2 separate regions of the Mus musculus genome follow, and region 1 is linked to region 2. The links are chromatin loops, found by intact Hi-C in ENCODE. Cell type or tissue: left cerebral cortex. All regions are shown on one strand. Links, peaks and the distances in the headings refer to the core of each region. The heading gives the core; the rest is flanking DNA. Region 1 overlaps Arhgef28 (Rho guanine nucleotide exchange factor (GEF) 28). Region 2 has its middle 23 kb from the start of Rps18-ps4.

Region 1 (16,608 bases), core at 4,168-12,167, 140 kb after region 2:
AAATTTAAGACAGATAGGCAGACAGACAGACAGAGTGAAAGAAAAGAAAGAAGAGGGAGGGAGAAAGAGAATGGTCTCTTTCTGATCTTAAAAGTGTCTGCATATAACTGTAAAAAGATTTTCTTTGAAAGCTATTTCTCTGAGAAACTGTAGTGAGTCAGTTTGAAAGGAATTCCTAAGAGTGGATCTTTAGGAATTCTAGAACATAGGAGTTAAAAAGCAGCAATGGCATAAACACTGAAGTCTCAGGAGGTAGAACGTGAAAAGCTACTGACCATGCAAGGGTACCATCTCTCAGTGATGATCAAACATGGAAAGAACATCCCCCCAGTGTTATTTATGTGTTATGCCTGCAGAACCACAGTATCCTAATGATGCTAAGCCCTGAAGAGGACCAGACGTACCAGGAGTCGAAGGCACCAGTAGCAATGGTTCACTACACAGCCTTAGAAAACAAACCAAAACAAACCAAAAACAGTCCTGCAAAGCTAAGGACCCCTTTCCACTCCTGAATGTTATATTCTAAATAAATTCTCATTCATGTGCACAAGGCCTGAGTGCTTACTGGTCATAATTTGTAATGGAAAAGCATAAGAACTATGCAGCTTCCTCTTGCATAAGGCAAGGAATGCACTGGCCTTCATAGGTTGGAAGAGTATGTATCACACACATGCATAAATGCATACACTGAAGCAGAAAAGCCGGCTATAGAAAGACCTGTATGTAATAGTCACACAAACAGGTTCGAAAACATTGTAAGGAATCCTAACTATGGAACTGATTCTGAAATGTTTACTTACAAGAATAAAAAAAAAAAAAATGTGTTTGACATATGGGATATGGATGCACATCCCTGCCTAGGGAAGAGAGTGAAAACAGCATGTAGAGATGATATTCACAATAGCTCGGGTGTTAGTCAGCTCTGAAGAAGAAACTGAGAGTCACAGGAGGACAAACAGCCTTCTTTGTAAGTCACCATTCCCTGGGAAGAAAACGCAGCGACCTGAAGCAAACGTGGCCAACCGGTGCTAAGCGCTCACCGCGTGGCTAGCCTTTCCATTCTCTACATTTCCGGTCCTCATGACTAAACCTTCTATAGTAATGAATGCATTAAACACACAGGAAGGAACCTGCTGTTGCAAAGTAGTGTTTACCTCAGTAGCTTATTTTTAATAACTGGAAAAACGCACACATGATATTTGTGAAACTACTGGAAAATTAATCGTACAGCTGTCACACATTGATATGGAATTCCTGTCAATTTTTTTCCCCTAGGTGTGGTGATGGTGTTAAAAAAAACATTGACATCAGAGATTCCTTTAGGGGAAGATCGTGTGGTGAATATCTGAAATATAAAGGCCTGTGATGCTGTATTTTAATTGTTCAAGCTATATGAAGCAATTCTAGATTAGATTTTGTAACTGGTGTTTATATTTGGTTTTCAGAAGTTACTCTGAGGTATGAATGTGCATCTTAAAGACACTATGTTAAACTTATTTAATCCACACTTAAAGCATTTGTTATAAATTGAAAATAGTTCTACGGTATATTTTATTTGCAGCAATCATATGTGCAAATAACCATCACTAGGCGAATAAAATAAAATGTATTTTTTTAAAGTGCCTTATCTAGTAGAGACATTTATTGAAATGTTCAGGGCTTAATATATACGTATGGAAATGTTTACAATTTACTTTAAATACAGAATTGACGGAGGTGGGAATCTGAATGAAACATGGCGAGCCGAAATGTGGTGATGGTATGTGAGGAATTCCTACACTCCTCTGTTAATTTTGGGTCTGTTTGAAACCGTTTGTGACATATCCAGGTAGACAAGGGGTGTGTTCATCCTAAATAACACAGAGCAGTCAAACCCTGGCATGACTGGGAGGAGGGAAAGAGAAGTCAAGGATGAAGTACCACACAGCTACAGGCGGTATCCGCATGGTACCGGATCTTTCTGCGGCTCCTGGGAGTTTCTAAGCACAACAACAACAGAGCAGGCGGTCTGGAAACCGCCAGCAGCTTGACACTACCCACGCTGAAAGAGTTACGCTTCTCATTTTGCTGAGAGAAGAATCATTCCTCTGCCAGCTGAATAAGGCAGGAAGTCAACCTAGGAATTTTAATGCTGCGTTTACTGCTTGCTGGTTCAGTAGAGGGGAAAGCAGCTGCTAAAACTCTCCAGCATCCCAGACTTGGCCTTTCCCTTTAATCCAGAAGAAGGCAAGCAATTTAGTCAAACACACCCATGCTAATTAGTTCTACCTGCTACTTCGTAATTATGCTATTACCAGATTTTTAAAAATGAAATCCAATTCTTTGTTTTCAGTGCCTATGAATGAGGGTTTTCCCCTCTTGATTAATTACAAAATGACGGATGTTGAAGAATTTGCAGGCCCATCCTTTTTTGAAAAATTGGCTTTCTATTGTGCAATATAGGGTTTTGTTTTGTTTTTTGCTCCATAGTTTTTAATGAGAAACATTAACTTGGTAATTCTCATTTGTTTAAAATGACATTTGCTAAGAAGCCAAATCCTGAAGTATCACTTCTAATTACAGCCTTGAGTTTATGTCTCTCAAAAAGATTATAATTTAAAAAGCACGGTGTAATTGTAATACACAGCAAGTGTGTATGGTTTGAACAAGGTCTCATACCTTGGTTCTCTCCAAGCTTGTTATCATAGCAAAGATTACTACATTTTTAAACATTAAAATGAAAATACTTTAGGAATTACATAATTACAAAAGTAGGAAGTTTATAGGAAAGAGGGAAACATTAAGATTTTTTTTTCTTTTAAATGATTGAAACAGCAATCAAAAGCAAGCCAGGTGTTGTGGGGCATACCTGTAATCCCAACACTGTGGGGAACGAAGCAGAACTACTGTGAAGTTAAAGATTAAACTTCACATGGGGATGAGGGAAGAAAGAGAGAGAGAGAATATGAATATGAATGAAAATGATTATCTCTTTGGAAACATCTCTCTCAAGAGAGCTGACTTAAGGCTGTCTTGTAAATAAGCACAGAAAATGGAGCTATGTACCTGTTGATATTTGTATTTCCTGACCTGTGACCCCAGACCAGAGCTGAAGGAAAGCCACCTAGCAGCCTTTGCTTATCTAGGTGATAAAGATGACCAAGGTTGTCTAGTAAGTTCCTCTTTTGACACAGATCTGTTTCTTTGACAAACAATTCTATTCAAGAAACAACACCCATCTGGCCAGATGATTTTACTCCTTATTAGTGAAAGACAAGAGCAGAAGTCATGTTTGGTAGCCTCGGGTACTCCCTTCAGTCATGTTTGGTAGCCTCGGGTACTCCCTTCAGTCATGTTTGGTAGCCTCGGGTACTCCCTTCAGTCATGTTTGGTAGTCTCGGGTACTCCCTTCAGTCATGTTTGGTAGCCTCGGGTACTCCCTTCAGGACTGACATTCCCTGCTGCTGTGCTGAAGACCTTCAAGCTTGTGGCCATGGAGTTGCCGGTCCCCTTGTAGAATAACAAGGCAGAAATGCAGCTAAGTTCAATAGGTGGGCCATCCTGCTCAGTGGCTAATGAACACCACTCTGATGCATAGCATCAAAAACTCTCTAGAACAGAATAGGTTCCTGATGTGGTGGCCAGGACAGGTTTCGGGGGAGAAGAAGGCGTCTGAACTGAACCTCAAATGTTCACCATGGTGTCAACAGCCTTTCATGGAAGGTCAGTCCAGTGAAGTGTACAGTCATTGTAACAGGGCAACGCTAGATGTCACGAGCAAAGGTGTCCTGTTTGTATGAAGTGTGGGGGACTAAAGAGGAAGAGAGGGTCTGCAATAGAAGAGAAGGGAAGTTTTAACTTCAAAAGATTTTGTAAGGCTTGGCGACTCCTAGTGATCAAGTCTCCTTTACAGTTCCACATCAACTGCATTGCTAGCTTCTCTTCCCCTACCACCCTGACACACAAGAGGCTCACTCAAAAGCAGAGTGAGAACAGGGGGAGCTGTGTTCCCCCATTCTTTGCCTGACCTTAGTGAACCTGCATAAGTCAGAGCATCCCTGCCCCACTTAATGAACAAAGCATTTGTTTGTGGTCAGAGGGTATTTCAGAATGAAGTCGAATTTGAGTATCTCATTCATTTATCTTTCTATAAACATTGAGTCCCTACTGTGTGCCCTTCACTGGGATGAGCAACACTGAATCCCTACTGTGTGTCAGTCACTGGGCTGAGCAACAATGAGTCCCTACTGTGTACCCTTCTCTGGTCTGGGCAACACTAAGTTCCAACTGTGTGCCAGTCACTTGGCTAGGCTACACTGAGTCCCTACTGTGTGCCCTTACTGGGCTGGGCATTAGGAAGCAATGTGAAATTGATCTGTGCTTAGTACCCAAGAGACTTAACAGTGACAAGGTTACTTTCAAAACCTCCCCATGCTTTCTTTATGTTAACCAGGCACCTACCCCAACAGTTATTCCACTCTTGGGCACTTATTTGAGAGATATAAAAACACAATTTACAAAATACATAAAAACTAGAGGCAGGCCAGGTATAGTCATCAACAGATTGCTCTGTAAAACAAAGAAACCTGTCACAGGCCCATGCAGTCACGTGGATACATCTCAAAAATAACATGACCGGCAAAAAACAAGCCAGGCACACAGAAAGCTATGGGCTGACTGATTCCATTACATTCTAGAAAAGCAAAATTAGCCTGTGGTGACGGGAAGCATAGGTGTGGTCTCCGCTGGTCTGAGGCTTGACCGAGAAAGAGCCTAAGTGGGCTCTCCGGGTTGATAGATATGTTTGGTACCTTGCTATTCTTTCTCTAAAACTTGATGGCCAAGTAAACGGCTAAGAATTTTACTAAATGTAATTTATATCTTGACATATTGATATGCTATATAAAGCACCACACTGTCTGGAGGGGAATACAGGGGCAACTTTGTGGAAGGAAACCAAAGTTTCTGTTTGCTTCCACAGAGCCACGTGTGAGGGACTCCTGACCCTAGCTAAGGATGTCTGGAGAGGCCCTTGGAAGAAAATGGCCCAGAGTAACTCTGAAGGAGGAGGAGGGGTGGGATATGAGGTCAAAGTGTAAAGAAGTGAGGATACTCATGACAGAGAAAACTGATGAGCCTTGGGTACCAGTCTGCGGCAGAAAGGAGCCAGAACACCTTGACTGGATAGTAGTTCCTTTATCATCTTTACCATCAGGGAAAAAAGACTGAAATTCTATGAGGCTGCATGACTAAAAGCTGGATCTTGCCTCTAGGATCCACATAACTTCCTGTGCTTCCTCAAGTTGATCAACTTCCACACACAGAAGGCCTTCGTGAGCCAATAAGGCTGAGCCAGCCCTTGACAGCATCCCCAGTATGGAGCCGGGGTGTGCTTATGTATGGGGCTGTTGTAAACAAAACCCTGTCTGAAGTTCATTGTGCCTGGTTTGGGTTGCAAAACACAACCCCTGTACCAAATTAGGCTGAGATATGTCATTTGGATTTCAAGTGTTCCCAAGGGGGTGGGGGGGGGGGACGACTGTATTTGAAGGGTGTGTCACATGCAAGAAATTTGATTTCAACATTCAGTGACATCAGTATTTCCAAAAGATATCTTAAAAAAAAAAAACTGTTCTGCAAGATGCTGTGCTGTGGAGGGAGAGGCTATGGTTAGACAGGCTTGGGAAGTGGCACTTTGGGACGTTAGCAGAGCATGTGAATACAACAGGAGTGTACACACTCTCGTGCCATCCCCTCAACAGCATTTCCCAATATTGTCGTGGGAACTTAAAAAGAGAATCACATAATACCTAAGACCAGACAACCAGTAACATTAGCAAAGATGTAATGGTGTCGCCCCAAATGGGGCACAAGAGTCACTTCCCATCGCCAGAGAGCACTATGGAAGCAGGCCAATGTAACCAGAGACATCTCCTAATGTCTCAGGCCTCTCTCACCACAGAAATAACATCACCAGTGATGTTTACTAAATCCTAGGAATTTTACATGTATTGCCTTATGTAATCCTTACACCACCCACAAAGGAGATGTTATCAGGAGCTTTAGACATCTGAGACGCAACAAATAATTTTAAACACCCGTTTAAAATCCCATAGATAAGTGACTGAGCTGGAATCTGAACCCAGGCCTAAGTCCCAGGCCCTCCACCTTAATCACCATGACACTGTCCCCTCCACTACCCAATACAAATCAAATCCTTTCTCCCACACATTCACTTGCTCATCCACTCCCGTGTTCATCCTTGGGAATCGGTAAGACGCCAATACATGCACATAAGCTCACTACATTGTTTATTCGAGTTGAAACTCGGTTGCAGGCACTGGCAGGGCCTATCAATTTTCTCACCAATCTCTGGATGATGGAGAAAAATCACCTCACCTGCTCTTCTTCTGGGGACATGTTAGGTCTGATTAAGTTTGTCAACATTCTGGCCCAAGGTGGACAGAATCCTTTGTAAGTTTCATCCTGGCCAGGTTGGTTTGGTTTGGTTTGGTTCTGGGTTAGTGCTGATGCAGTCATTTAGCCAAACCCTCTGCAAAACACTTCTGGAATGTGTCTGAACCATGTCACCAAGTTAAACAATGATCTCACTAACAATCTTGAAAATAACTATCCCAGAAGGAGTCTGTCTGTCTGTCTGTCTGTCTGATGAAATCGATGCTTTATGGTGAGCACACTTTGATCTATAATTTAAAAAAGAAATTGAATTTAATCCTGGCCCCATCCTGTCAGTAGGATAATGAGATAGCTACTGGGTCCTTTAAGTTATGGGAAGAGATTGAATCTGGCATATCTATCTATCTATCCATCCTATCTCCTTATCCAAATGTCTACATCTGTCATCTGACACATATAAAGCGGAAATATTTTAATTTTCTGGCAGGAACATTTGTAAAAGATAATCCTTCTATATTTTACCAAGAATCGTAGAAACTACCACAATGCAGTAACTTCTGTAAACTACTTAGAAATTTGTTATGTGTTTGATTGTTATTATTATAGTGTGTGTGTGTACACCTGACGTCAGGAGGGGAGACGCATGCTGCAGCATGCACGTGTGGAGGTCAGAAGACATTTTGTAGAGTTTTTTTCTTTCCTCCCACCTTTCTGTGTGTTCCTTGGGTTGAACAAAACAAATACTTTTACTCACTGAGTCATCTTGTCCACCCCAATTGCCTACTTTTAATGTGAATTTTCCCAGTAGTGTTTGCTCCCAGCTCAGACAATGGAGATTTCAGGTATTTCCTTCCTGTTCATGAAAGTAACCGACTCAAAGCCAGCACAGAACAGAGCAACTCACAAAAGTCAGTCTGCGTTTTCACAGCGCTTTACCTCAGGCTGAGCATCATCTAAGTTTAAAAAACAAAAGCAGGCTGTGGAAATGGCTCAGTAATTAACAGTATCTGGTGCTCTGTCAGAGCTCTGAAGTTTAGTACCTAGGATCTACACTAGGTGACTCCATGGGCCACACACACACACACACACACACACACACACACACACACACACACACGAGTCTTAGTTAAGGGTTTTAATGTTTGGATGAAACACCATGAACATAAGCAAGCAGGGGAGGAGAGTGTTTATCTTGCTTACACTTGAATACCATAGTCCATCATCAAAGGAAATCAGGACGGAAACTCGGACATGTTAAGAGCCACAAGCAAGTACTGGCACAGAAACCATGGAGAGCTGCTGCTTATTGGCTTACTCCTCCTGGCTTGCTTAGCATGCTTTTTCATAGCACACAGGACCACCAGCCCAGGGATGGTCCCGCCCATATTAGACTGGGCCCTCCTACTTCAGTCACCAACCAAGAAAGTACACTACAGGCTTGTTCACAGTCCAATCTTATGGAGGTGTTTTCTCACATATGAGTCCCTCTTCCCAATGACTCTAACATGTGCCAAGCTGATGTAAAACTAACCCCCACAGATATCCCTACACATAAGTAAATGATAAATCTTTAAAAAAGCAAAAACCCAAATACACAAACATAACTCTGTAGGTAGCTGTAATGGTTTGTGTATGTTCAGCCCAGGGAGTGGCAGGATTAGAAGGTGTGGAGTAGGTTTGTCGCTGTGGGTATGGGTTATAAGACTCTCATTCTAGCTGCCTGGAAGGCAGTATTCTGCTAGCAGCCTTCAGATGAAGATGTAGAACTCTCAGCTCCTCCTGCACTGTGCCTGCCTGGATGCTGCCATGTTACCACCTTGATGATAATGGACTGAACCTCTGAACCTGTAAGCCAGCCCCAAGTAAATGTTGTCCTTATAAGGGTTGCCTTGGTCATGGTGTCTGTTCACAGCAGAAAAACAGCTAACTAAGACATTAGCTGAGTGGAGCACTCTACAAAAAGGCTAAATACTCTTTGGAGGATGACCAAACTCTCATGATGGCTGTGGTTTCAGGTCACAGACCTCAGGAGACATCAATAGGCAAGTTCAATTCCTTATACTGTGACCCCCCATTACTACATGCTTGCTAACGGACCATCATTGGATAAAATGATTACCACACTGTCTTCCTTCCCCGCCAGTCTTCAAGTTGATGGCAAGTAGTTTGCATATGTAAAACAAAAACTGCATTATTTTAGGATTCCCGCTGAACAGGAGCATGAAGAAACTAAAAATAGAGGACAGGCTCCATTTGTAATGATCCTGCCAATCTGGACAAACATATATGACTTTTCGGTAGGCATAAATCCATTCCAAGTCAGACATTCAATCCACTCGTTGGAAGTAAACCAGCTTTGAAAACCTTTAGCTTCTATAAAGGGGGGCTGGGGGGGGCTGGTTTTGAATCAGATGGAATAGGTGCCAGGCTTGCATATTCTTGCTGCAAGAATATTCTAAAGACAGAAACATAAGAACATCTATAAAGACCCACTGTATGTATGCCTCAGGGTTTAGGCTCATAGGATTTTAATATTAAATAGATGCATATTTACCATGCTAAAATTAGGAGGAGAGACCCATCCCAGCTAAGCAGTTAACTATAAGCATCCATCTGAACTGACAAGAAGACAGGCTGAAGATGCCGAACACAGGACCCAAAAGCTTCTGGCAAAGCTATCTGCCGTGAAAGCTGCTTGACTTCTCATCTCACGCTACCCCACATCCTGCCATCTGCAAATGTCATGGATTGCCAGGGTAGCAACATGCATACTTTCTAAGACATCCCTAAAACGTGGTTGCTCGCAATTGGGCATGATTGCCCTGAATCCAGGGAAAAAGCACAAAGCCATTTTCCTGCTATGGATTCTCATAACAAGAACTAAGGACAAATCATTCCAGAGTCACTGGAACGGCAAAACTCAGAATCCACAAGAAAGTACTCAGGCTTCCTATTTTATAAAACCACCTCCTCGTTTGGTGTTTTGCATGAAGAGTCTTAAGCACGCAATTCCTGTTGTTTGTTTCTGGTAGATTTATGAGACTCACGGAGGGCAATGCCCTCGATGCAGCAACACACCATTCTTGCATGATTAATTGATGGCAAATCGCTGCACAGGGTGCCAAGATCACTGGTAGGAAGAAGTCATTAAAGAAAATTAAATCTCTGCCAGTGCTTTGCTTGTAAATGTTTCCTCCAAAGCCTTAGAGCACCAGGTTAGGGAAAGCAAATGCAGCCACACCTCCAAGAAAGCGGAGCCTCCTATGTTTCTTCTGCATGATCCCTGGGGTCTGTAATCAAACCAAGCATCTAGCACGCTATGTTTTAGAAAGGAAATCTGGGCAGAGAGTGATGGGGAAAAGGGGGTATTTATATTTGGGGGTTAAAGAAATGGATCAGTGGATAAAGTGCTTGTTGCTCAAGCATGAGAACAAAATTCAGGTCCCCAAGACCCATATAAAAGCCAGGCATAGTGGTATCTCAGTGTTGTGCTTCTTAGTGGGCAATAGGAGGATGCCCAGAGCTTGCTGGTAAGCTAGCCTAGCTGAAATAATGAGATACTTTACAAATATGATGGGGAGTGAGAGAGGAAGACAACAGACTTCAACCTCTGGCCTCTGTATTTGTGCATACATGTGTGTGCATTGTATATATACAGGCATGTAGGCCACATGAACACACATGCACACATACAAAAAGAAAAAAAGAAAAAATGTTGTTTTAGACTTTGAAAAGCTTTACTGTGTAATTGTACAAAGAAAGACTCAGTGTTCTATCTTACATATTGTGAAACTTTTGGGCACCTACAGTTTTTTCTAGGTAAAATCTTCCAACCAAACATTAACATATCAAATTAAATTGAATTAATACTAACTATATATATATGATATTTGACCCATTATCCAAGGAGGGTGATTTATTATGACAAATTAACATCTGCACAGACTTATTTATCATCTTGTCCAAGGTCTGATCACAGTCATTTCCCCTCCTTAGCCAGAATGTGAAATGTGTTTCAGTCTGGCAAAACAGGGGGTATACTTCTACAGATGACAGCACGCTCACTCTGCAGACGGCTCTAATAAGTGTGTGATATTTCAGGCCACATTTTAAGGCTGACAAGCAGAAGGTCGTGCCAGGGAAGTCAGTTCACACTCTAGGAGTGTACTTAGCTAAACAACCCCTAATTGTTTTGCCTGGGGAGAGACACTGGACTGTTAAATAGGATTTAGCAGAAGAAAGGGAGCTTACGACAGTGTTTCACGGATCCTCGGCTAGCCACCCACACTGAATATATTGGTGTTCGCGATATTTTATGTAAAAAAAAAATAATGCTCTGGTGATGAGCTAAGCTGGCTTTGATGGGACAATTCTTACATGGTGAGTTGTTTATGTGTCTTCTCCCTTAAATGGCAGCAGTGGGTTGGTTCCAGGAGGCTCAGCTAACTTAAAGTATTTTATGGAAAACACATTTTAACTTGTTTCCATCTACTACACACGGGCATGTGGCAGTTACATGTATCATGTTCTAAATGAAGAAAAAAAATCACTAATGATGGAAGATGTTCTCTACCATTCTATAGAAATGCTTATACCAAGTTGACACGCAGGGCTGTAGCCAGTTTTGTTTTGTTTTGTTTTGTTTTGTTTTGTTTTGTTTTGTTTTTTAAAGTGAAACATAAATTCAGGAACATATAGTTGAATGTAATTGCCTTATTTGAAAGGAGGAGGAGGAAAGTGGAGGAAGGAGGGAAGAGGGAGAGGAGGGAGGGGAAAGGAGAAGGAAGAAGAAAGAAAAGAGGAGGGGCGAGGGAGAGGAGGAAGGAGGAGGGAGAGAGAAGAAGGGAGGAGGGAGAGGAGAAGGGAGGAAGAAGAGTTTGGGCCTCAGTTCAATTCATAAATATTTACCTGCTATACACTGGACTCTGAGGATGGTGTCTCTGAAAGTGTAGCTAATCAAGGAGACACATGGAGTTTCCCACCCGTGTGACGCCCGTTCTCTAGTGGAGTAGACAAGGATTACTAAAATTATCGCGCGAGTAATTAATTCAAGACGTAAGGATGAAGAGGAGCTGCTTTCTGGTGCACCCAGGCTTGGGTTTTGTGGGTTTGCCTGGGAGGGGGGAATCAGTATTAAGGAGAACTTAAGTCAGAGCTTTTAAACCCAAGGTAAGACGCGGTCCGTATCCATCTCCTTCTGTTGGCTGGCATCTTCTTTTCAGTAAGAGAACCCACTCAAAAAAACCAACGTGATCAGACGTTTGTTCTGGGACTGTGTTTATGGGATGCATCCACTGGGGCTTGGCTAATCTAGACAGTAGGCTTCCATCCGAGACGGAAAGCTTATTCTTATTGTCAGGATGTCCTACATCTTGGTACTCTCATTTGGATCTATCAATGTGGTTGGTTGATGAAACTGTTCCACTCTAGACAGAAACAAAAAGAAACTCAATATTGTGCTTTGGGGCTTCCCCTGGAGGACAAGTCTAATGATACAGTGATACACTACAAAGACTCCTTAGGCCATGAAGTTGGGTATGGGTAAGGAGTTGAAAGTAAAAACAGAAACAAAAACAATCAAACTCCATTGCACGACATCGTGCAATGATCTGTGAGAATACCTGTAAAGTGCCTCTCATGAGCCCGGTATGGACAGTTGTCTCTTTAGCATGTTTCCATCTTCAGGTTTTTAAAAGAAAACAATCTATAGCGTTCCCTCAATCATATCTTAAGCTGCTGGCTTTCCAGTGTGTGTTGGGAGGCATAGTCATGTTATTAGCACATTCTGAATCTCAACCCAAATGGATTATTTTCATAACAATGAAAGGAGAGATGCTAACGTTCCTCAGATGCCCAGGCATGGGCACATCCTAATCTTTTGTATGGATGGGAAAACCAGGACTGTGAGATCACACAGCAGGAGGATCCCAACTCTAACGGCAGGCATTAGAGTCAGGGTCTGAGCTGAAGTCTTTAAACAACCAGGGGCAGGTCAGCAGTGACATGCCCGGTCTGGCACCGTCTCAAAAAAATCATCCAAGAAAAATGTTAAAACACAGGTCAGATATATCCTTCTAATCCTCATCCAAATCATATTTCTTGGTGGAAAAAATCCTTATTTATTGCATGCAGCAAGAAACCGTGACTTGCAAGTATTAACCATGTAAGAAAGGTCGGCTATGGTAACTGTCTTTTGAGCAACACATCCTATCCAAAATATCTTATTTTTGTTAGCTTACAGTTAGATAATGGTCCAGGCAACCCCACAACAGGGCTGGGGGAATGGGAGTTTAGGGGGTAGAGAATGTCTTCAAATTTTAATCCACAAACCTTGGACTCTATCATCTACATTTAACTATTGATTTATGAATACATCTTTTCACTGAAACTGAAAGACAAAGCTGCCTTATTTGAGGAAACGGTGATCTCACAAGGCAGCAAATGAGATCATGAATTCAAATGTAATTTCAATGGCACAAGGTGCCATATAGTATTACATTGTTAATCCATCCAGGTGAATTAGTTGACCCGAAGGTGAATTGATTTGGATAAACATTCTAAGGCTAAAAGGGTTTAATCTTCTTCATCCTTCAACTCAAGCAAAAGGTGGGGGGATGTTTGGAAACCAAATTGAAGTGGGTAAACTGTAGTTCCCTGCCTGATGTTATTTTTAATTTTGTGAATATGTGTGGAGGATATGCACACATGTCAATGCAGGTACACGCAAAGTCCAGAAGAGGGCACTGGATTCCCCCCATCCCCAAGCTGGAGTTACAAGACGTGAACACCAGGCATAGGTACTGGGAACTGAACTGTGATCCTATTCAAGAGCAGTACAAGCTCTCACCTGCTGACCATCTCTTCAGCCTGAAGCTACCTGTTTAATCGGTAGCTTTATATCAGGACACAGATAATTGTATTCTTCACATATTATCTATGGCTGCATTCTTGAGCTACAGGGGCAGCATTTATTATTTGCAATGAAGAGCCGGTGGTTCAAATAACTTAAGTATTTACTGCACGACCCTTTAAGAAAAGTCTTGCAACCTCCCAACCAGGTAGCCATATTCTTCTTAGGCAAAGTTAAAATGCTTCTCAGTTGAACCCATCATATTTTAACTGATTCTAACAAGGGGACCTTGGTGGTTGGGGTGTGAGAGGAGACAGTTCCCAGAATCTGATGCCTTGGGAGGGCAATGGTTCCTTACCAGGGTTGGATCATGGCCCTAACAAGCCACTGTGATTTGTGCAAATAAGCTTTATCTTTCAGGGATATTTAGTACATAAATGGTCATAGACAACTCTTCTTCCAAATCTAACCATTGGTCACTTTGACTTTCCTAGAAATGTCAAATATATGACACAGAGGCCACACATGTATACACATGCATGTGTTTTTGTTTTGTTTTGCTTTCGACATTAAAGGTAAAGATGAGCGAAGACCAAGCTGAGACTCTGTAGCGATTTATACTTAAGCAGATTGTCCAACCCAAGTTGGAACCTGGGGTGCGAGAAAGAACAGCAGCCACAAGGCTGGCTTCCTGCCTCTCATCCACCCACCCACTGGTTATGCCCTCCTGCTGTAAACTAGGCTCTGTGTGCTAAGGCAGGATGGCCCAGGCCCAGTTGGCTTCTGTAGCCAACCTGCCCCCAGAGAACATGCAATCAGGAAGTTGGCATAAGTGCTTCTAGCTCACCAGACTCTACCAACAAATGGCATGTTTCCTTTTCCTTGTACAAAATCTGTAAAAGGCTAAAAGTCAATCGTCTATAAAACTGAGCCTTTGAGCTTACTTCTTTATGTTTCCGTTATGAAGTGGGTTACTAAAAACAAGCAACACTGTGGCTTCTTCAGCATCACCTACAATGGCAGGTTTCAGTAGAAAGACACAACTGCCCACTGGTTTCAGAATTTTTACTTCTTCGAACTCCTATAGATATATCTGCATAATAATTTGCTGCCATAATAAATGTTTCAATGCCTTCATTGTTGTTTCATTTAAACAATCCAAACCACAGACATCTAATATCCACCAATCACAGGAGAAGCTCAAAAATCCCAAAGCCATTTAATGATGGCCTAGCCTGGCAAGCAGAGCTTAAATTTCTTATTTAGGCTGTAGTAGAAAATGAGCTTAAGGACTCCATATTTCCGACCTTAATTTGAGTATACAGTAAATAAGCCCACAGAGTCGAGATTTGCTGCCCTACTTCCTGTGTTATAGTACAGGCTTGATAACACAAAAACTTATGTCTATAAAGGTAGATAGGCCAATTTATCACAATTTAATGTCATATATTTTTTTAACAAAGTTCAACTCACTGCCTTAACTTCCTCCCCACCCCCCCAAAAAAACCCAAAGTAGGTAAATTATAGTTCAACTTGAGTAGGTTAAAACAAAAAGTAAAGCTTCCATGGCATCTAAACTATTGTAGGGAGGAAAGTCATCACCTTCGTCCCTGCTAAGGCTTAATTATGCTCCTTGAGAGTGAACACACAACCCCCTGGTACCTCCATATGTTTGGATGCATGGCCATCAAAGAAGTGTGTTAGTTTAGGCCTTTGTGTAATATAGCTGATGTTCTTATAAGGAGAGTTGCTTAGAACTTGAATAGGCACAGAGGGGAGATTCTGCCAATACACAGGGAGAAGACGATCAATCAGAGAGAGAGAAAGAGAGACTGCCACAGTAATCAAGCCAGCCAGCACCCTCATCTTGGGACTCAGTCTCTAAAACTCTAAGGATGTAAATTTCTGTTGTGGAAGCCACCAGGTCTGAGGTACTTGGCCTGGCAGCCCTTGAAAACTTAAACAACTCTCTTTTCAAACGCACCTCTGTCGCCGAAGCTGACGGAGCCTTAGGCCAGTTTCAGTTTTATGGGAAATGGCGTGAAAGCCTCCGGCATGGCTTCTTTCCACTCAGACTGCCCACATAAGGTGCCAAGTTCTGAATTCTAGAATAGTTATTAAACATTGGAGATGACCAGGTTTTCAACGGTTTGAAGACCAAGAACTACAGCATAGTTTTAAATTTCAAAACACTTATGCTTAGAAAGCCTGTTGCCGAAAAGCCTGATGCGCGTATCTCTCTATTTGTTCAAGTAAAAAGAAAAGAAATTGTCAACAACACATCACCAAGATGAGATTTGCTGAATACAGGGCCCTTAAGTCTCGAAATGTTTTTCTGGGCACCAGGTTCTAATATGTAATGAGAGAAAAATTCCTTTGGAACCAAAAACAATGAAGTTACTCTTGCAGCTCAGCCACTGGAGTGCTTGCTTGCTTAGTGTGAAGGAAGCCCTGGGTTCAATCCCGGGCTCCATACACTAAACATACAGTGATACAGGCCTGTCACCCAAGCACTTGGGAAACGGAGGCAGGAGGGGGGAAGTTCAAGGTCATCTTTGGTTACATAGGGAGTTTGGAACCAGCCTGGGCTTTCTTACCTCTTATAAATAAAGGTACTCTTTTGTTCCATTATCTATAAGACTGCCACAAACGTATGGGCCAGTAAGGAGGCTGGGAGAGTAAAACAGCTCGCCACACAAGCTTCGTGAGCTGAGTTTGACCTCTGAAACTCACGGGAAAGCAACTGGTTGTGGTGGTTTGAATGCGTAGTTCCAGCCTCCCCAAAAGCAGGGTGAGAGGCTGAGACAGGAGAACTGTCCAGAAGCACATGGACCAGTTAGACTGGGGCACACAGCATGGCAGCAGCAAGAGAGACCCTGCCACAAGGTAGGAGGAGGAGTCGACTCCCAAAAGTTGTCTCCTGACCTCCACACATTGCCTTGGTACACACAAACATGTACTCTCTCTCCTCTCTCTCTCTCTCTCTCTCTCTCTCTCTCTCTCTCTCTCTCTCTCTCTCACACACACACACACACATCACGATGCACAATAGCAATAATTTGAATGGACCCAATCTAAATTTTATTTTACATATGACATAGTAATAATTCTGGTATATCATCAAAGGCAACATTTTGGGTTATCTGAAAGTGGAGTACTGAAAATACTAAAATATTAAAATTTTTTAAATAAAAGATGAGCCTAGGCGCAGACAGATTTTAGATCTCCATACCATAAAATGCTTTCTTCACTGATTGATGAAAATAGCAAGTAGCAGACACTAGCTAGGTGCATTCAGTATAAAGTAGAATTCTAAAAGCTAAGAGGAATAAAAATCACAGAAATAAGATAAAATGACTTTG
Region 2 (16,608 bases), core at 5,415-13,414:
TAAGTCCTAACCCTAGTTTGTGTGAAATGACTAGAGAGGATGTAACTAGAGGCTTTCTTGTTGCACGTTAATTCAGTGAATCTCAACCTTCCTAATGCTTCAACCCCTTAATACAGTTCCACATATTATGGTGACCTCAACCATTAAATTAATTCGTTGCTTCTTAATAGCTGTAATTTTGCTACTTTTAGGAACCGCAATGCAAATATCTGTGTTTTCCGATGGTCTTAAGTGACGCCTGTGAAGGGGTCATGCAGTCTCCAAAGGCTGAGAACCCCAGCATTCATTAATTGGTTGCATGTTACACATTATTGTACAGACTTAGCTATGTTATTTATATCATGGTTATAAATTGGTAAGCTCTGTTATGAAATGGCATATTTCTGCTTGCAGTTTTGCTGCAACTGTTTTCTCAGATAACGATGGATTTTCATGATTATTTGGGTACATGTTTCAACCTCCTTTCTGCTTATGACAGATAAACAGTTTACTTAAGTAAGGGGTTTTGTTTTGTTTTGGAATGTCTCTATCATATAAGAATTTGGTCCATGCCATTATTTGATCTCATGATCTGGTTCTACCTAGGGCAGTATCTTAAACAACACAAAACTTGAGGCAATCGAACCAACTGCTATTTTGTATTTACAAAAGACTCCCAGAAATAATATTTTAAAACCCAGTGAATTATACAGCTCCCAACACAAAGAGACTTAGTTGTCATAATTAATTGTTATAATTAATTCTGCAGTACAATTTTGTTTGCAAGGGTCATCTCTTTTAGCAGTTGTATGAACAGCTAACGTACTTACAGGAGATGGGGGCATCTTGTGATCCTCCTGAGAGGGCCCATGACAAACAAGCTAGAAGAATCAAGGGACTGACAACGGAATGAAGAATTTGTACTTGGGAACTTCACAGGTCATGAGGTCTATACTTTTTATGTATAGAACACAAAGCAGACAGGAAGAAGGCCAAGGTTTTCTGGGAGTGTTGTCTTCTACAATTTTCTTCAATATGAACCACACCCTCAAAGCCTAGAGGGCCAGGGAGATGACATGAATGATGGCCATCCCTGAGGAGGTGACTGTGCAAACTAGAGAGAACAGGTTCCCTGAAGAGGTAGCCTGCACTCAGCTCCTGCTAGGGCCAACATGCAAGAGTTGGGTCTTGGAATCAGCTAGATTTTCCACTTGTTCAGAAAAGGTAGGAATCATAAATCGTCAAAGTGCTACACCTGAGTTTTAAACCCTAGAAGATAATCAAAAACCACTGTGCTCTTTAAGCCAAGAAACCCCACGGGTGGAGTCGATTCAGCCCACAGGCCTCCAACTGGCAGCTTCCACCTTCACAGGCCCTTGCAATTCTCTTGACACCCACACTTACCACTCTTTATGTTCCATTGTTACAATAAATCCATATATAGTGAAAAAATGATTTGTCTTGTTACCATGGTAGCTTCCTTCTTCTTAATAATGAGCAAAATGCTCTGTATTTAGACAATGCTAGGAGCTGAGAATAGCTCCGTGGTTAAGAATGACTACTGCTCTTGTCAAGGGCCCTGATTAGGTCCTCACATCCATGTTGTGTAGCTCGTGATGGCATGTAACTGCAACTCCAGGGGATCCAAAAACCTTTCTCTGGACTCTGTAGGCACATCTCTCTCTCTCTCTTTCTCTCTGTATCTCTTTCTGTCTCTCTCTGTCTCTCTCTGTTTCTGTCTGTCTCTCTGTTTCTCTGTGTCTCTCTCTTTGTCTCTCTGTATCTCTTTCTGTCTGTCTCTGTCTGTCTCTGTCTCTGTCTCTGTCTCTGTCTCTCTCTCTCTCTCTCTCTCTCTCTCACACACACACACACACACACACTATAAGAATAAAACAGTAGCTAGGGTAGGGCTTTGTGAGTTAAACGATATAACCAGTAATTGCATTTTTTTAAGGAAGTAAGCTATTCTGCTTTAATTCTATCCAGCATAGATCAGTTTTAGAAACATTTCTGGATCAATATAATCAGACAATTTAGCTGGATGGTAGTGGTGGCACATGCTTTTATTCCCAGCACTGGGAGTCAGAGGCAGGAGTATCTCCGAGTTTGAAAATGGCCTGGTCTACAGAGTGGGTTCCAGGACATCCGGGGCTACTCAGATACACAGAGAAACCCTGTCTGGAAATATGAGAGAGAGAGAGAGAGAGAGAGAGAGAGAGAGAGAGAGAGAGAGACAGAGAGAGACAGAGAGAGACAGAGAGAGACAGAGAGAGACAGAGAGAGACAGAGAGAGACAGAGAGAGAGGAGAGAGAGAGAGAATGAGACAACTTATCTTTAAACATCTTCCCTTTAATTTAAATCCAGTGCACATCTAAAGAAAATACAGTATGTCGTTTCTGGTTCATTTACATTAAATCATTAAGATTTTGTTTTATGGACTCCTTTTGATGTCTGAAATGCATTTGGAATGTATTCAAAAGCATTTTAATCTTCTTCCTCTGTAGTCATATTTTGACCAACATAAACAAGTTCAAACACCAGAGGACTCTATTTCTAGGCTACAGCCCAAAACTTGCAGCCCATGAATTCTACACAGGACATAAATGAATTAATTCTTCTCTCCCTAATTACTACTATCTCCCATTGATTCTATCCCAGAGAGATGATGAAATCAACTCATCAGGCCCAGAATTCCCGTCTTTATAATCATAAGTCACAGAATCTGTCCATTTTAAGTAAGAATGCTGAACTGAGGCTGGATCCTTGGATTGTTAAAATAGCACGGATTCGGTCTTAGAGCTCCTGCAAGCTCCTGCAAGCTGTTGCTGAGAGCGCACACTTAATGAAGGCGGAGAAGATGATGTGCCAGATGGGAAAGGAATATATATTTATGAGATGCTTCTTCATGAAGGGAAGATACATGCCACTTTCTGTTCACATTCAAACAGACAAAATAGGTCTTCGGTGAGAGATAGGGCTCTCCCCACATTACCGAGCTGTCACTTAAAATACAGTTTTGATTAATATCACTTGTACGTTGAATACTGACTTGGTTTCTTCCCTTCCAGCAGGAAATGCAGATCCACTGGGGATACAGGCAAAGAACACATGTAAACCCTTGGGAATGGGCCCTGATGAAATGACCCAACTCATGATTATTCCTCACTACTTCCTGACATCTATTCCTCAAATCCCCAAACTAACAGTTCTCTGAATTTATGGTTCATGAAAATGTTCAAGGGGTTTTCAGATCCCCTCTCCTGGCTCCCCAGAAAGTGCGGAAGGGAGGGATTTCAAAGATGTGCACCAGCGGGTCAGCCAAGGTTCACTCCTTGAGATCTTGCAGATATTTATTAGGAGTTCATGGGGGTGGGGGGCGCTCATTTCTCTAGACATGGATGGATTTTCCAAAACAAAAAAACTGCAGGTACTTTTAAGTCTGTGGCTAGACTGAGCTAAGCTCCTCTCTGGTGATAGGATTATTCAAATGTAGAGTGTCTAGTTTACACAGCAGACAGGGAGTACAATAGGATAGGAAGTGGGGAGTGGGCCAGCAAGGTTTATAAGGAAAGGACTCTCCCAGGCTGGGGAGGCAACAGTTATATGACTCCATCATCTCCATGAGGCAGGCTCTGATGACTTACATGAAGCTATGGGAGAGTGGCTCTCTGAAGCTCATCTGGACACGCAGTGGGGGGAGGAGGCAGGTCATCCTCTTGTAAAAGGATGTGCACATTGATACCTTAGACTCTTTTTGGGGGGTGGGGTGGGGAGTTGACTTTAATGGGGTTGACTATGTTTATAAAGACTCAGCCAGAGCCTTGGCGAATGCCTTCTGCAATGATGTAGACAAATCACTCTGATAGGGACTTGGCTTTCCAGGGCATCCTCGTGGTTTGTTCTTCTATTTGTCTTCTCATACACTGCACAAACTCACCTTATACTATAGTGGTGGAGGTAGGGAAATGCATAGTTTTTTGTTTGTTTGTTTGTTTGTTTTTGATTTGCAGACTCACTTGGATGTGGCAATCAAAGATATGTGCTTCTTGGAGAATTTAAATTTTTTACAAGAAACTAAATGTGATGTGTATCCCCTAGATTTCCTCACTATGATCCTTATAGAAGCAAGCTTTAGGTTAACAGTGGACCATATAAGTGACAGTGGTCTCGGTGATGGTGTTGGAAACCGATTACCACACAGTGATGCTGCAGTCATCTGGGATCATTGAACAGTGAGTTGCTCACATGTTTGTAGAAATGCTGATGTAGATGAGTTTATTGAGCTGCCAGTCATGGAAAATATAACATCAGCGATTTTGTTCAGTGCCTAACACTGGATAATAGGAAGTGGCTGCCACTGGCGTAAGTATTTACTACTGTGTACTTGTGTTGCCATTTTGAAGTATACACTTCTGTTTATGAGTAAGTCAACCATAAAATAGTATGCTCAGGCTGGTGAGATAGCTCAGAGGGTAAAGGGCTTGCTCTGTAAGCCAAGCAGCCTGAATTTGGACCCTGGAACCCACATAAAAATGGCAGGAGAAACTTGACTCCACAGGTTTCTATCACAGGCTACCATGGCACATGTGCCTAAACATTGTGCATATATACACAATAATAAAAATGTTGAAATTGTGCCTCATAATGACCACAACAGCTTCACTAGTCTCTTATGTTCTCTTGCTTTTCCCTTGTACCACGGAGACATTCTAAGTGATGGGCTCATAGCATCTAAGCTTCATGGAATCACTTCATGATATTCCCATAAACACAAACTAACCTAAGGATATATTGACCAACTTCCTGTTACCTATTCATTCATAACTATACCCTGTTTTTTATTCCTATCTGATAGCACACCTACTGTTGAGCACGAATCTCACATGTTAGTTTTGGGGACTTCTAGAAGCATCCAGGCCCATGTAACTACCTCCCAGAACATGACATGAAACTCCCCTTGGTGAATTCCCAATCAATAACCAGCCTCTGCAAACGATAATGTTGATTCTAACTTCTGTGACCGTAGAGTATTGATTCCCTTATCTGCATATAATCTTACAGGACAAACTTCATTTTTATTGGTTTCCTAAATCAGCATTCTGTCTTTGGGAATTAAGGATGTTGTCTGATGGGGAAGAAGTTAACGTTTTAAAACTGCTGTCTAGTATTTGTCGTATAAATATGCTAGACCATATTTATTCTTTGTAGCACTGATGAATATTTGTTTTTCCCAGTTTCTGAGTATAATAAACCAAACTCCTGTGGACATTAGTAAAGTCTGTTGGATATAAGTCCTCACTTCTCTTGAGCATATATCTAGGCAAACAATATGTACATTTAGCTATGTCGCTAAGTAGGTTTCCAAGGTGATTACACCATTGCACACTGACACCAGCACTGTGGAATTGTGTCACTTTCTTCAATCTCGTCAACGCTTGGTACTGTCCATTCATCCCTTATAAACTTACACATTCTGGGGAATTGGAAGTGTTACATCGCTGTAACTTTCATCCATATTGACTAATGACTAATAATGCGGAATACTTCTCATGGAGTGACTGCCTTCTGTATCGCCACATTCACTGTTGTGCTTCTTCAGCTCTCTCTCTCTCTCTCTCTCTCTCTCTCGCTCTCTCTCTCTCTCTCTCTCTCTGTCTCTTTCAACTCAATTAATATCCTTGTCTTATACTTATTGCTATTTTCTTTCATGGTCCCTTTTACCTTTTGATTTTTAAAAATTATTGCTTGTCCCAAGACCATGAAGAGAGTCTCTTTCATGTTTTTGTTCAGAATACATAATTTATTTCTCATTTGAAGTTATTATCCATTCTGGTTTAATATTTAGGTACAGTGTAAGGTAGAAGTCTAAGTTATTTTCTTCCACATAAGTATCTAAGTATACTGACATGATATAAAAATAAGCCATCCTTTTCTTATTAGACTATACCTTTGTCATAAATCAGCTATTCTTGTGAAAGTATCCTTGAATGCTTCTGTTTCTAGAAACATCTCTAGAAAAAAATATTTGATGTCTAGTTTTTGTCTTTCAACATCAGCTCTTATAACCCAAACTGGTAACAGGTTTTTTGCTAGCCAATATCTTTCACATTTGTTAGAGACAGACTTTGTCAAAAGCAGAAGAAAAAGCCTTTGAGACTTGAAAGTAATTTGGGTCCTGTGCTAACCCAGAACCTTAGTTAGGCTTTCTGTTGCTATGGTAAGGACCAAGTCCAAAAGATTTACTTCACCTACAGCTCACAGAACACCACGAAGGAAAACCAGACAGGAACTCAAGACAGGAACTTAGAGGCAGGAACAGAAGCAGAAGCAATGGAAGACATCTTCTTCCTGGCTTGCTCCTCCTAGCTTTCTTAGCCTTCCATCTTATACACCCTAAAACCACATGTCTAGAGATGACATTATCCACAGTTGGAGGGGCCCTCCCACATCAATTATGAAAAACATGCCTCACAGGCTTGCCCACAGGCCAGCCTGACAGGAGGTGTTTCCGAGATTGAGATTCTCTTTACCCAGATGTGTCTAGGTTCCATCAAGTTGACAAAAACAAACCGGCACACTTGGAATTGGGGAGAAGATAAGGGGAGACAGTGGCTAATCTACTGCCTCTGGTGGGTGGAAGGAAGGATGGAAAAGTTACCTGGGCTGTGTCTATCTGAAGACTGAGATACTGGACAGAATCATCGTGTGTGTGTGTGTGTGTGTGTGTGTGTGTGTGTGTGTGTGTGTGTGTATGAGAGAGAGAGAGAGAGAGAGAGAGAGAGAGAGAGAGAGAGAGAGAGATTGCAACATGACCCACAAGAGAGTGAGAGGTTTGCTCCTAGATTGTTATTCTAGGAAATATGACCTCCATCAATGCTGAAGACCAATATAAGGAAGGAAAAAAATACTAAACCGTTTTCTGAACAACCTGACGGATTTAAGGGGGTCAAATCCATTATTTAATGTTAAAGCAGCCAATGTGTAATATCTGTAAGTCAAAAAATTAAGGGGTCATAAGGATGGAGCTCTCAAAGGAGAGAAGATAGAAGACAAAAATAGAAAGGAATTAATGGGACAAGTGGAATTAAATTGGGATGGGGTTTGGGAAGGCAGAATAGAGAAAGGAATACCAGAGGAATAAATAACACTAAAGACCTTTAAAAAAAAAGTCATCTAGAAACCTACTGTAGAAATACACACACACACACACACACACACACACACACACACACACACACACACACAGAGAGAGAGAGAGAGAGAGAGAGAGAGAGAGAGAGAAGACTTAGAATGGAATTACTCTGCAATGAGATGACACTGCCCTTATTGGAAACCACGGGCTAAAAATAAAAGCCCAGTGCCAGAAATAGGTAACCGCTTTTGGAGTTGTTGGTCAGTGGAGTTCCATAGATCTCCACACATTACAGGCTATTGCCAATTTTACTGATTACCCCCCAGAATGTGATGGTAAGACCCTAATGTTGAGGCCATCACATATCTCAGTCACAGACTACGGAGAGATTAAGCTGGTACAGTCTTGGAAATCTTCTCCCTACTGGCTTTCAGGGTGCAGGATGGTGCTGTACACATGGACAGAAGAGAAAAGTTACTGTCATTCTCACTCAGATGCGGACCCTGTGAGGTACAACAGTGACTGGCCTGGTAAGACGTACCAGCTGATACAGTAGTGGCATGACCACCACGAGAGCAATCAACCATTTTCTGATTGGATTTAAGTCTTGATCTATAAGATAAAACCCATGCCTGATACCATTATCAGTTCAAGGACCTGTGGCTACACAGGTCATATGCCCTGAGCAAGAACCTACTACTATCATTATGCTAAATGACTCCTTGTTATATTCATATATTAATTCATTTTTTAACCCTCTGAAGAGCTTCTATTTGAAATAAAAAGAAGTTAACGTAGAGACCCGCACCTGATCAAGGTGCAGAGAATAAGGGACTGTGAAACATTTAGACCTAAATGAGAAAACTTGATCATGCCTCCTGTTCCCCAGGGCTTAGAGATCATTATGGAAGAGGAGACATGAAGACTGTAAAAGCCAAAGGCAGTAGACAGACATAAGGAAACAATGTTGTCCGGATAGAGCAGGGCAGCTATACATACAAACTCACAGTGGCTATAATATCTTGCCCTCATCTGTGCAAGCTCAAGCCTGTCCAATACCGCCATGGAGAGAGGAGTCGAAGATCAAATTCTTCCCCTAGCTGAGGATCTATTGGCCATGGAGAGCTGCTGGGAGAAAGAAAGAGTCAGTTTTCTTTATAGATGTAGCTCCTGATAAGTCACCCACACTCCAGTGGAAGGCCATACATCCAAGAATATACAGACAGCACAGATTGGACTTGGTTGGTATTTAAGAAAGAAAAAACAAATGATACAAAGTTGGGCAGTAGAGAATAGGAATGGGTCCGAGAGGACCCGGGAGATAAGTGGCTAGGATCAGAGAACATTTTATGAATTCCCAAATAACTGATTTACAAACTTTTGTCATGTCATGTATCCATTGTACAGGGTACCATGATTTATAAAGATGCCTTCAGGTTTCACATACAGATGCATTGCACTCAGAGCACATAAAGTAGCAACATGTGTGCCTTGTATGAAGAACCCAGCTCTTGGGGGAATGGCCTTAAATCAGCTTCCCTCTACAGCTTCGCTATTGACAGCTAGTTCTTCACACCTGATTTCATCCCTCTCCTTCTAGTGCCAAGGCAACTTTCAACAAATATCGATTGAACAACCTATTCAAAGTCCAAATCACCGTGGAACAATAGAAAAAAGAACAGAGCAGAATCTGACAAAGTTTTGATTCTACTTCTAAAAACTCTGAGATCTTGGGCTGATTATTAAAGCTTAGTTGTTAAATATAGCAAAAAAAAAACAAAAATCTCAGCTTCGTCTATGGCACATGCTCTAATGAAAGTGAAATTAATGGTTGATGTTACAATTACATAACAAATGGCTACTAGGTTAAAGATACATCTTAGAAATGATAGACTTTTAGTTTTACTATAAATGTTATGAAATGAATCATCAGTAAGAAAAGCTACAATAACTACAATTGCATAGGTCAAGCACACTACTAAAATAGTCGTGTAAGATTAGTATTTACTTTTAATAAATGAAGTAATTGAGACTTAGGGAAATTAAGTCTTTTGCTCAATATCATATAGCTCATCAGATGGTGGGAGTAGGATTCAAAGCCAGATTGCCTGGGTGTGGAGTCTGCTCTCCCCCGGGACAGCTCAGTCTCTGCTAATGTGTATCATTGAACTGGAAGACAAAGAGTCAGGGAGAATCAGCTGTCAGTCCACATTCTCTCTCTTGACACTGGTGTGGAAAGACACCATGAAGAAAGAATTACGAGCAACAGCAGCGGCTGCAACCTCCTTTTTCGGGATAAATAGATCAGAGAAGTAAATTGTATCCTGGACAAGCCTAGAAAGCACAGAATGTGCCTAAAGACTTCCACTGACTGCTCAGGCCCAGCCAGAACAATGCCAAGTCTAAGCCAGGCTGGGAACAAACTCCAAAGCAGATATTGCAGCAGCTGTGCTCGGTGACGTCATCAGCATGCTTGGTGCCCAGCTGCATGGAGCCGTGCTGGCTGGAGATGCTGCATCACCAGTAGTGAACGCCCAACTCCTGCTCCCCTGGGATGCTGGGAATGCCGGAGCAATGGCCACTGACTTCATTCCAAAATGGCATCTGGCTCTGGAATCCCTGCCTAACCCCATCTCAACACAAAGACAAAGTCATTCCTTCATCTCTCTCTCTCTCTCTCTCTCTCTCTCTCTCTCTCTCTCTCTCTCTCTCTCCTTTTCCTGAAGCTACTATAATTTTCTGCAATGGTTCTGCTTTGTTAGATTCTCTCTGTTTAAAAACAGTAAGAGGGGAGCTGGTGGGATCATTCAATGGGTGATGGAACTTGCCACCAATCCTGATGACTAGAGTTTGTTCCCCAGGGCTCACATGGTGGAAGGAGAGAACTGACTGCCACAAGTTGCCCATTTGCCTCCATGACAGTGCCATAGCACAGTGCACCCACACACAAACATGTACAAATCATACATACATGCATTCACACGTACATGCATTCATAATATGTGCATTCATACATACATGCATTCATATGTATATGCATCTTTTGAAGCAATGAGAAAAAGGGAGATGCTCTCATCTCAGTTCCAGGAAGTAAACAAGTTTCTAAATCCTCTCTCTTCTTTGAAAATTATTTAGCATGTTTCCTACAGACTAGCAAAATGTCGCCATTTCCCAAGTAGGCAACACCTGACCTGGAGCTGGTTGGGGGAGAAGAGGGAAGAGTGAATCTGTCTTCAGACACAGAGCTGTGGATAAAGACGGATGCCTGCTAGGTGTGATCTGGACTGCCACACACCGAGCGTTCAGCAGAGACCAAGGCTGGCGATGCAGATTGGAAGACACATGAAACCACAGGGTAAAGTCAAACTGTAAAGATTAAATCATAACTGCTGCAGCAAAGAACAAGGAGCAGTCTTGGTGACCCGTCACCATCGTCCTGAACGTCCTCATACTCCAAGAAGATCTTGGTTCCACCCCTGGATGGGGAAAGAACCCCCTCAAAGACTCAAAGACTTCCATTCCAAGAATTCTACTAGACTCTCAGCTGATTTTCTGTAGCGCTCTTGAAACCCTGTCAAAATAAAGGTTTGTGAAATTGTTGTAAACTTGGAATTATGAGCTTCCTAGAGAAATGTATAGAGACACAGCAGTGTTTGGTGTATTATGTCTCTTGGAACTGTAAGTAATAAGCACAACTGAGTCACTTTTCAACATTTTCAACTTTCAAAATGTATTCCACCTTTCTAACGGAAAACGTAAACTTTAAATCGTCACAATATTGCTCTGCGCACTTGAGTTTCCTCTCTCCGTGCTCCTAAACAGAAGTCTAAGCAACACGAGTCCTCCCAGCTGCTGATGTCCTGGTGGTACCGGTCCACCCCTTGAAGAGTAGAAGCTGAATAGGGAAGCTAACAGGTGTTGCAATAAAGCTTCCAATAACCTGAGGCCCAAGGAGCCAGCTATGGTACCCTCATCTGAAGATGGCTCAGAGGGAGGGAGTGTTTTTCTTTCTAATTACAAGACACTGTGAAGCTGTCAGGGTGCCAATGGTGACAGAGAGCACTGGTGGCCATTGTTGAATAGCTGAAACCTTGGCCAGGCAGAAAGCCATTGGAAAGGGTCCAGGTCAAAACAAGAATGTGGCTGAGGGAGACGCCAACTCTGTGGGAGACTGCAGCTGCAAGTGGCAAAGGCCAAGGTGGGGTGGCTGGGGTCAGGGCTGTGGGAAACAGACACCCCAGGAGTCTGCGTGTGGGTAGCAGAGGCAGTCACAGATGCGAGGGTGCCACTCTTCTGAAAATCCCCTATGTATTTGAGGAGCATGAAGTACCTGAGGTGAGGTTTCAGACTATGGGCAGTAATTGTGGTATCATTTCATTTGAGTCCAAAAACTGGTGTGCTGAGGGTATCTGAGATATAAATAAAACCCATGGATTACAGAGTGGTTAAAAAGCAGCTGTTTGCTTACTTTATATGCGCTTATATACATGTGTGTATGTGGAAATATAAACAGCATGGCCCAACAGAGTACATTTGCAATTAATTTTAAATTACTAAGTACTAATGAATGATTTTAAGATGCTTGCACACAATTTGTTCTCAAGCATTTTCATATTTGAACTCCCCCCCCCAATCTTATTTACATTGCTCCTTTGCTTAGCAAATATTGTCTAGCTAATGTCATGTTTGTAAGTGCTCCCGGCTTGGGCAACTGCAGAGGCTGGAACCCTGCTCCCACGTAAACACAGACACCTGGAGTCCAGAAGAACAGGGTCAGGCAGCTTCATGGAGGTCAGTTTCTTAGAAGGGACAGGATGTCCACTGTCTTAATTGGAGTTCTCAAAAGAAACAGAATCAGCTGGGAACTCTAAACACGCATAAACACACACATGTACATGCACACATTCATATATGTATAGTCTACTCACTATGTCAGAGAGAGACAGAGACAGAAAGAAAGAAATTTCCCAAGATCAATGTCATCCAAGGCCTTACATCTCCTCAGTAGAGAATTACTAGTTTAGATAATCGCTACTCAGGCGACAGAAGTAGCTTCTGGATGCCTGGCACCACCTCTAGGCCAGCCTAGACATTCTGAATAGTAATCTGTGTTCTACCAGGGTCCCCATGTGACTTGTTGACATACCAGGCTCTGAGGACATTTGACTCTGATGGCCTGCTTAACCACAATACTGTTAAACTTCTATCATGAACAAAACACTATATAGTCCACTCTGGGGGACAACTGAGAAATAAAATAGACAGAATTCTGGGTCTCACTGGTACTCTCAAGTCTATGCTTATTCAGCTAAGCTAAATGATGTATTATTGTGTGACTGTTCCCACACACATACATGCTACTAAATAATATGTGGTCAAAAGTATCCTTATTTACATGTTTGCATGTTCATAACATAATCTTTGCAAGTGAAAAAGCACATTCCAAAATGGTGTATACTAGATAAGGTAATCTGTTTGGCAGACACAAAATAATTGAAACGGTGTGCGTGTAAGTAGTATCTGCATATATAAGCCAGAAAAATTTTAGAATCTCTCAGGAAAGGGGATTATGGGTAATCTTTATCTTTTCTCTTAAAAGATTTTCATCCAATCTTTTACAATAAGCACATGCTATTTTAATAATTAGAAAAGGCAAGAATCTTTTTTTTTCTTTTGCAAAAGATGACCTTACCGGCTGTATCTGTTCCTCTTCATCGTCTGTTCTTGCAATAAGGAGATCCAAGGTTCGTAAACCATGTCTACACAATTCCTCATCTGGCTAAAATTCATGTGTTCCCTTGTCTGGAGGCAGGATCAGGACTAAAGGCAGATGTGATTCAAGTACCTGTGTTAGAGGCCTTTATAGCCTCTGAGGCTGGGGGCTGAGGGGAAGACAGAACACCAAGTCTATGGTCAGATTCAGCTCCAGCTGAGGAAGCAGACAGCAGACCATGACTCAACTATCCCATATCCGCTTCCTCCCAGCCAGATGGCTGGGCTGCAGTTCCCAGACATCTCCATGGCGCAGTTCGATCCTAGGACTGATGAAATGTTAGCAGAGGTGATGGGGGAGGCTCCTCCCTACTTGCCTCCCACTGTTCCCACTCTCCTCCCTATGGTGTCCATAGGGCCCTGGAGACAGATAACAGAGCCACAGGAAGGAAGCCCCTGAGCTCTGCCTCACATGAGTTAGAGCAGGCTGCCTTTTGGGAACATATTTTGGGTGAGATATAAGCAAGAAACACTAGATCGTGATCACACTTGAGCCATGAAAACTTGGGTGTGGGAAGCTGTTGGTTACAGAACATTTGCACCGGGTTTTGAGCAAAGTACTGCTGGTGTGCCAAGATAAGAGAAGCAGAAGAGAATTCATTGCAGTGTATCAGAGGCTGGGTAGGGTTGCTCTTAAGGAAGATGAGTTTGACCAATGGAACTGAACTACGGTTAGCTTTATTCTCATATCCAAGCATTTGGGAACACTTACCAAAGGGGATCTGCATGGTGGCAGTCAAACATTTGATACAAATAGGTGGTTTCCTTTCATAGCCTTATGTATCAGTTAATTTCTTACTTGCTGTGGTAAAACAAATGCCTGACAAAGCAATTTAGGGATGGAATGGTTTATTTGGGTTCACAATTTGAAGATCCAGGTCACTGGGTCAGGAAAGTTGTGGAGACTTTGAAGAGCATGAGGCAGTTTGTCACTGTGTGTCTGCAGTCTAGAAGCAGGGAGAGACGAATGGCAATACCCACCTTGCTATCTCCTTTGTACTTGGCCTGGGGTCTCAGACCACAGAATGGTGTCCCACATAGCCTTGGTGAGTCCTTCCACCTACAAACACAAAGTATGTCCACAGCACAGCCTGGTTTCCTAGGTAATTCTAGATCTTATCAAATTGACGGTATTAACCAGCAGACTAGGAGGCAAGATGCATGAGACATGATTATCTTAACCAGTGAAGAATGAACTCAGAACAATTCTTCTCCAGCAAGCTGGACTGCAGCAGGACTCCAAGATCCCAGTCACTCAAAACAGCAACCCTGTCGGATTAGTGGCAGTTGTGTGTAAAGGCCATCATGTCGTCCCATTAGAGTGCCTGGAGTTTCTTGCTTGCTTGAACATAACTGCTCTTCTGCTCAAAATTACATTAAGATGAAACTTGGCACTGGATTTGTCAGCCAGATGTGAAATTTTATTGTCAAACAAATAAGCCAAAAGAAAGAGTGAAAAATGTTTCATGGATCCCCAGTTGTTGTGATGGGGTGTTTGTTCACTGAAAAATTGAGCTAGGAGATTAAAGCTTCAACTTAAATTATAAAATTTTGCAAACAGTTACTATTTTTAAAATATGACCGTATGTATATATTCAAGAGGCTTTGAAATAATAGCTACTAACAAAAGAAAAGGACCACGCACGTTAATAAACTATTTGGGTGGGCCTGAGAATATTCTCTTTCCTTCTCACTACACTGAAGCCTTGATGCTGAATAACAAACCCCGACCTACAAATAATGTCTCTCTTTGTCATGAATTTATTTCAGACTCTTTTCCTAGGCAAGCAAGAGGCACAATCTGGAAGATATCTTAACAACCAACACTTCCTGTTGGATGTCAGAAATGACTGTTACTGTAAAAAAAAAAAAAAAAAAAGTGGTCGCTTCTCTGCTAACACTTTGAATAAAGGCATGTTTGACCAACCCGAGGCACGGTGTTCCCAGGGATGAACCAGGGAATCGAGGAATTTGGAGACAAAGACTACCTGGTCAGGGTCAGAGAAACTGCAGGCTGTCCAACACCTTCAGTAAGTTAGTATCATAGAAGGGAGGAGCAGGGTAGGCATGGACAATGTCATAGACACAAGAAGGATGACAATGAGAAAAGTCTGGCAAGCTATCAAAAGGCACAGAGCATGAGTGAAGTACCGATCCCTTCTGGAACACGAGCAAGCATGGTGCTATTGAGGCAGCCTGACTCCTCCAGGGGGCCAATCCATGCCCAATGCAGACAGACCACCAGGGGAGCAGGGACCACCCCTGGAGGACCCCTAAGCTGGTGGGTAACTCTGGAGCCCAGAGGTAGCACTCTCTGTGGCCATAGCTCCTTTTATTGCCTGAGGGACACAATGATATTTATACCTCATTCAAGGAGTCTGTGGGGCTTAATAAGTTCAAGTGCATAGGCACCAAGAAGCTTGGAGAAAAGACTAGAATTATATTATTCCTGGCTGCGAGTGTTCCCTTTAAAATGTCTCCTAATTACAGTACCACCCTTGTAGATGCAGGCCACAGCGAGGTCCCAGGCTGTATTGTAAACGTATTCCCACCTAATAAACTTCTTTTCTTGGCATTTTTCTCCCTGAAGCTTGCTCTTTTATCCCGCAGCTTTCTCAACCCAGGCCTGCCCACTTCAGGAGATGTCTCCAAGGGTTGAAACTGAATGAAGACCAGTGAAACTGTAGGTCTAATCCCTCTGTGTCACAATTAGAGGTGGAGCCTCAGGAGACTGATGTCCCACATGTTCAGCTGCTAAGGGAACTCACTGGGCTACCTGCTTGGCTCTGAGGCTCAGCCACTTTGTAGTTTATCTGACTCGTTCAAGATGTCAAGATACCACTCTTTGTTCTTCTTTCTCTTTCTTGTCTGTCTCTCTGTCTCTATCTCTCTCTCTCTCCCTCTCACACACACATGCACACAGACATTCACACTCAAATATACACTCAGACTCAGTCACACACACAGACACATCCACACTATACACATACTCACACAAATACACTCACTGACACACATATATACACACACACACATTTACACTCATACACACAGACACATTCACACACACACATACTCTCACATATGCGCACCCACATGCTCGCACGTGCACTCACACACAAACACTCACACACATACACACACTCACACACACACTCATACACACATGCATGCATACACCACACACTCACACTGTGAGTTAAGCTTCCTCAGTTGTAAGCAGCCTGAGTGTGTTTACCGCTCCTATCCTTAGTCTCACTATTGGCTAGAGCTCATCCACTTGAAAACTCAAGACCTCTTCTTGTCATCAAAATGTTAGTGCTTAGTTATTTTAAGATGAAATGCCTCGGTGACTCATAGTGGAAAGGAATTTCATGTTCCAGGTGCTCTGCTACCTGAGCATACGTGAGAGTGTCTGCACCCATTCAGGCTTCATCTCGAAAATTTTTGGAGTGGGGGTGGGTGGGTGAGTGGGAGGGAGAGACAGACAAAGAGAGAGAGACAGAGAGTAAGAACATTCACCTATCGTGAAGGAGCTCTACCATAAGACTTAGATAGTTTTAGGAGCAGGCTGAGCCATTGACTCTGGGACCACTCCCCTGAGCTTATCACAGAAACCCAGCCCCCCTGATGATCTCCTCCGGACTGGATGCTTGGGGATAACTGACAGCTACCCTCCCTGTCTTCCCGGAAGACATTCCTGAGAGCTGCCGCAGAGCGCTCT

What was found. A loop is a pair of places that touch in the nucleus more often than their neighbours do. Peaks named below come from ENCODE experiments on the same cell type or tissue, not always from the same donor. Only the 100,000 strongest peaks of a DNase experiment are listed, where the experiment ranks them.
Region 1: a loop joins it to region 2, with 2.5 times the contacts of the local background. A loop is called at or near these places in 3 of 42 quality-filtered maps.

What each region holds. Positions count from the first base shown.
Region 1 is chr13:97,909,206-97,925,813 of GRCm38, forward strand. All of the region lies in intron 35 of Arhgef28 (Rho guanine nucleotide exchange factor (GEF) 28), which reads right to left. Among named protein-coding and RNA genes, the nearest start is that of Gm34388, 24 kb to the left of the region's middle. In left cerebral cortex, for the core only: no CTCF peak of the experiment used is centred there; DNase peaks (open chromatin) are centred at 8,623, 9,129 and 10,697; H3K27ac peaks cover 1,891 bases.
Region 2 is chr13:97,765,673-97,782,280 of GRCm38, forward strand. No RefSeq gene overlaps it. Among named protein-coding and RNA genes, the nearest start is that of Rps18-ps4, 23 kb to the left of the region's middle. In left cerebral cortex, for the core only: no CTCF peak of the experiment used is centred there; DNase peaks (open chromatin) are centred at 9,555, 11,211 and 13,361; H3K27ac peaks cover 1,266 bases.